Linked DNA regions of Homo sapiens: region 1 is linked to region 2. A link is a loop called in an ENCODE intact Hi-C map of the cell type or tissue named here. Cell type or tissue: endothelial cell of umbilical vein. All regions are shown on one strand. Each heading gives the region's core, and the rest is flanking DNA. Links, peaks and the distances in the headings are about the cores only.

Evidence for each region. Hi-C counts contacts between places; a loop is a spot of excess contacts. Peaks named below come from ENCODE experiments on the same cell type or tissue, not always from the same donor. Only the 100,000 strongest peaks of a DNase experiment are listed, where the experiment ranks them.
Region 1: a loop joins it to region 2, with 2.8 times the contacts of the local background. A loop is called at or near these places in 4 of 110 quality-filtered maps.

What each region holds. Positions count from the first base shown.
Region 1 is chr6:84,211,056-84,213,980 of GRCh38, reverse strand. CEP162 (centrosomal protein 162) reads left to right here. Exons shown (of 27, transcript NM_014895.4): 6 at 957-1,024. Among named protein-coding and RNA genes, the nearest start is that of CEP162, 15 kb to the left of the region's middle. In endothelial cell of umbilical vein, for the core only: no CTCF peak of the experiment used is centred there; no DNase peak of the experiment used is centred there.
Region 2 is chr6:84,026,509-84,029,433 of GRCh38, reverse strand. No RefSeq gene overlaps it. Among named protein-coding and RNA genes, the nearest start is that of MRAP2, 5.8 kb to the left of the region's middle. In endothelial cell of umbilical vein, for the core only: no CTCF peak of the experiment used is centred there; DNase peaks (open chromatin) are centred at 973, 1,463 and 2,573; H3K27ac peaks cover 921 bases.

The DNA.
Region 1 (2,925 bases), core at 266-2,765, 180 kb before region 2:
ATAGTAAGTGGAAACAAGCCTGCTCTTTGTTTGGTCGGAAATGTTACCCAAATGGCATGGTGAAAAATGATCAGCATCTTGTACTCTTGGCATATTCAGCAAGAATGTGCAGGGACACTCAGGGCCTATGGTCATTGCCTCTCCCAACGTTGTCAATACAGATTAAGCATGCGCGGGTTTGTGGGCCACAACTTTTTGCCACTTTGCTACATTTTTTAACTTTTTTCTTATTTCTTAACAGTATTCTTATCTATTGATATTTCTGCTGTAGAACAGGCCGGTCAAAGTACAGAATAGCATTGAACATGCAATATTAGGTGTTTGTAGCTCTCATCATTATTATATAGTCTTATAGTTTCTCTAACGATCTCACTAAATAGGGTTGATAGACTGAAAAGGTAGAACTGATTCTTGGTTTGAGAGAAAGCAGTATATGAACTAATACATCCAATATAATTAAATCATACTCAAGCTCCTTTGTCCCCTTGCTTAGGTTTTGTTTTAAGGCTCCTATTCAGCTTCTGTTTCAGGATTAAATTGCTTATTAGCATGTAAGTGCTGACCTTAGCATTTTTTTTCTGGCTTTCATATGGACTTCACTGGTTCTCATAGCTTGTGGTCAGTTTCTAATCTTTAGTGTAGAAGGGATATCTAGGGTTGTAAGATAATATTTGTACATGTAAATGCACATAGTAATAAAATTGTGTATATTTAAGAAATAGGGCATCTTTTTCCTTTGTATTACTTTTAAACTGCAATTAATCAAATGCTTCGAAGATGCTTTATTTTCAAAACGTTTTCCTTAAAGTTCCCAAATTTTTAGCTTTTGATAGAACAAAAGGACTTGAGAGAGGACATGTATAATTTTAGGGATTTTTTAAAACGGTATACAGAAAGAGTTGCATGAGAATATGTTTTTAACATGTAATGCTAAATTAAATAAATATTTTTTCCAGTAATCAAGCCAACGCAGAACTAACTGATGACGAACATGAGAATGAATCGAAACATGAAGAACTGGCAGGTAATTTCATTGGTTCTTAAATTTATAATATTTGAAAAGATAATATAGCTTTTAATAAAGACATTAATAAGAAAAATAATTAAAAGGAAAATCATATTGTCTCAGAGCTTTGAATAGAGTGGGTTTGCCTGTGTTATAAACTGAGCTGCTAAGAAATTGTTGAAAGTGAACTGCCTTAAAAAGGTTTTTTTCATAGACTGCATATAGCTGGTTTTAGCATTTTTGTTCAATCTGACAGTCTCTGCCTTTTAATTGATGTGTTTTTACCCTTTACAGCAGTGTATTTATTGATATAGTTGTTTACGGTTTTGCCATTTGTTTTCTTTTCATCTTCTTGTTTTTGTTGCTTTTGTCCTTCCTTCTATTGTATTACTTATAGTATTCCATTTTATTCTTATTTTGGCTTTTTAGCTATTCTTCTTTGTTGTATTTTTTTCTTAGTTGCCCTATGAGTCACAATATATGTCTACCTTATCACAATCTACTTTCAAATAATGTTATATCACTGTATTTATATGAACTCTAACAACAATAAACTCTCCTCAACCATTTTGCTATTTTTGTCAACGTTTTTCTTCTACATGTCTTAAAAACACCACAGTGCATTATTATTATTGTTGTTAAAGCAATCAATTATCATTTAAAAGTACTTTTAAGGAATATAATAGATATTTATGTAAAAATGTGTATTTATCCATATATTTACCATTCCCAGTGCTTTGTATTCCATTGTGTAGATTTGAATTTATCTCAAATTATTTTTCTTCACCACGAAGAGCCTCCTTTCACATTTCTTGTAGTGCAGGTTACTGCTAGGAACAAGTTCTCTCAGCTTTTGTTTGTCTGAAAATATACTCTGCCTTTGTTTTTGAGGAATACTTTTACTTGATACAGAATTTTATGTAGTGTTTTTTTTTCCTTCGGGCAGTTTAATGATTTTATTCTATTGTCTTTTGACCTTATTTCTCATGAGAAGTTTCCGGTAATTCCTATTATTGTGATTTTGTATATATCATGTATTTTTTTTCTCTATTTTCAAGGTTTTATCCTTTTTTTTTTTTGGCAATTTGACTATGGTGTATCATGGTATGCTTTTCTTATATTTATTCTGTTCAGAGTTGGTTGAGCATCATTGATCTATGGATTTATAGTTTCCATCAAAATAAAAAATATTTTGGCCATAAATTCTTAAAATATTAATAATAATGCTGCTTTCCGCTTCCTGCCCTCTGACCCTAATTATGTTAGAATGCTAAGCTTTGTTTTATGGGTCACTAAGACTATTCCATTTTTTAAAAACTTTTTTTCTTTCTGTGCTTCACTGTTCACAATAGAACAGTTCCTATCACTGTTCTTTTGCTTCAAGTTACTGGTTTTTTTCCTTTCTTTAATCTGCTATTAATCTCTTTTTTTTTTTTTTTTTTTTTTTTGAGATAGAATCTTGCTCTGTCAGCCAGGCTGGAGTGCAGTGATACCATCTCGGCTAACTGCAAGCTCCGCCTCCCGGGCTCATGCCATTCTGCTGCCTCAGCCTCCTGAGTAGCTGGGATACAGGCACCCACCACCACACCTGGCTAATCTTTTGTATTTTTAGTAGAGACGGGGTTTCACTGTGTTAACCAGGATGGTCTTGATCTCCTGACCTCATGATCTGCCTGCCTTGACCTCCCAAAGTGCTGGGATTACAGGCATGAGCCACCATGCCTGGCCCAATCCCATCCTTTTTTTTTTTCTTTCACTCTAACAGTTCATTTTGGATCTTTGTTTTAAAATTCTTTAGCATTTTTCTTCATTATGTTCATTTTTTTCAAGTCCTTAATATTAAACATATTTTACAGATCTCAGTATTTGTTCATTTCTGTGTGTCTTTTCTGTTGGCTATTTAGTTTCGTGACACTTTT
Region 2 (2,925 bases), core at 242-2,741:
ACCCAGTCTGTGGTACATGGTTATGGTGGCCTGAGCAGACTGATAGACTTACAGAATACCAATTCAAATTTCAAAGAAGTTTAAGAATTCCAAGATGGCGACCACAGAGCATTAAATCCCCAGGGAGGATTTAATGCTTAACCTTCTAAGCATGGTGTCCTGTGCCACTGCACCAGTCATACGCCCATGAAGCTAGGCCTTGGGAATTGGGAAATGGAGATCTGAAGACAACTTGGGGTTCATCAGTGAGGTGGTGTGATTAAAGCTGGCAGATGGGTGAGACTGCTTCTTGGAAACATAAAGTGAGAAGAGAAGAGGGCTGATGTCAGAAAGAGCAACTAGGGACATAGAGGTGGACAAGAAAAGGTGAAACCCAGTGGAGAAATGGGTAATAATGTCTAAGGCCCAAGGACATGTAATTAGGAACCAAACCCCATGGGCCCTAGCATGGAGGTCATGTGGTAGGCACTGGGACCAGGTTGCTGCTGGTTAAAGAATAGGGAGTGCAATTACAGGCTAGTCTTCTAAGCAGGCTTGGGAGGAAAGAGGAGACTGGGGCTGCTGAGGGCCCTTGTGCAGATTTATGGGAGACAGGAGGTCAGGAGGCCTAATATCCAGCCCACACCCAGTCACCAAAGCTAAATCAGCCTGCTGGAAGGGCCAGTGGAAGGCCTTCTAACCAAGACTCCAAATAGCCTAGGCCTGAATAACAAAGCTGTAGCTGGAGCTTTTCCTGTGGATATATATATATATATATTTTTTATCTGAATCCTCTCCCTAGATCCATGAGAGAAGCAACTGTTCTGCCTCCATGCAGCCCCCAGAACAGTGGCGCATAGTAGGCACAGGAAACAAATGTTGAATTAACCAATGGGAGACAGAGTCAAGGGAAAGGTTGTGCTTGTTTTGTTTTGTCTTTATTCATTTGTTTCAGATGAGAGACATAAACATGTTTCTAGATTGAGAACAAGGATCCCAAAGGAAGGGATAAGTTTAAGATAAGAGTTGAGAAAGGAAATAATTGATGAATAAGATAATAAAGAGTAAGAGAATAAATCAAGAGAACTTCTGGAGGGGAAAAAAAAAACCTGAATTATCCTTCAGGAAATTTAATCATTTAGTCATTCATTGATGAGTATCTCGCATTGTCCTGGGCCCTTCTGGGGTTGGGGAACTGAAGGGTTGGAGGGTCAGGGTGGATACAAAAGAAAACCTAAAATATATTCCCTTTCATTTGTTCAAGGTGACACCATCTAGTTAAGAAGTATTTTATGGAAAAAAATACACAGCAATGAAACACAGCAAGAATGTTCCCAGACGTCTGAGTAATAAAGAAAGATTTGAAAACAGAGTGAACTAAGAAAATGCCCGGAGGCATTACAGCAGAGGTGGAGAGCAGATAGGGAAAAGGAAGTAGAGAGAAAATAAGGGAACATGAGCTCTGGCATGGTTTCTTGGCAATGGGCTGGCTGGCAGCTGGCAGCATCAGGAAAACAGGGGCTCAGTGTTGACTCAAGACCTGGGAAGCTCCATTTATTTTCCAGTTGATTAGGACCAATGCCAGCAGTCAGGCTCAGCAGGAAGCAGTAAAATCAAGACTTGTCTCAGAGAAGGACACATCCCTGATAGTTAATGTGTCTGGGCATGGAAAACCTGGCTTTTTTATAATGAGTCCAACAACAAGGCAGGACCAACTGAAGAAAGTGATGAGAAAGAAAAATTGACATTGTTTTCAGAAGTTAAAGTACATACTATGACACAGTTACCTCTCTAACTTGTTTCCTTTAGAGACGAGGATAATCTATCATCCAGTCAAATCAAAGGCAAAACCTCACACACAAAGGAACCCAGGAATTCTACTAGCTAAAGCCAACCCAGGGAGCAGCAAGTACAACTCATATCAAGGATACAGTTTCCTCCTTTTCCTCAATTAAGTTTCAGAAAGTAAATAGGAGGAGTGAGTGTTCAGAAGCCCCAAGGCTTGCAAGATGTGAGGAGTGCATGCTGCAAATGGTCACGTTCTCATCGTGAATTGCTCCCATCTCATTAATGGCAACAATTCTCTGCCCATTTCTTTCTTAGGTGATTTGAGGGTTTATTGAGTATTATAAACTTTCTTACTCTTTGGCATAAATTGGATTTCATTTGCTTTGTCTTGGTTTTATACTGTTGCTCTTTTCAAATCAGCACAATTATTCCTGAATATATGTGCACTGCTTTCACTTGCCAATCATTCCTTTTTATTCCAGGGAACACATGCCAGGGCACCGCACACCTCTGCAGGCTCATACATACAGGACCTCAGCCCCTACTTCCTGGTAATATTCATTTTTTCTTTCCCTTCCAATGTTTAATCATTTACTTGAAGCTTCCCGCTTGCTGCTAATCCTATTGTTTTGTTCCTCCAGTAGAACTGCACAGACTTCCACCCACATAACGTGGCACTAGGCAGACAAAACATCTGATATATTTTAGTTCATGCTTGGCATTCAATCAAGAAGACGAAGCTGTGAGCCATGCTGAAATGCCAACTAAAATTCATTTTGCACTACCAGAAAGAGAGAGAGATGGCACACCGAGGAGAAACTGTAGCCTCATGGCGATCATGTGTAGCCCTAGGCTCTAACACTAGCAAATTTCTTTCCCTCAAAATTGAATTGGTGCATTTTGAAGTGAAATCCTGATGGCTTCTTGTTTACTATCACACAATAATGAGGAAGCTTCAGTTTATTGGCACGGAGCTCAGCCACTCTCAGACAGCAAATGGAAAAGAGAGACTAACTTGTCCTGGTGCTTTGCTCCTTGTTATTCCTTTAATTGTGTCACAGCCAATACAACGCATGATGGAATTATTCCGAAATAGAGAAACACGTTGAGCCTAGACATTGACTGTTACAGCGGTGTGGGTGGAGTCCACACATACTC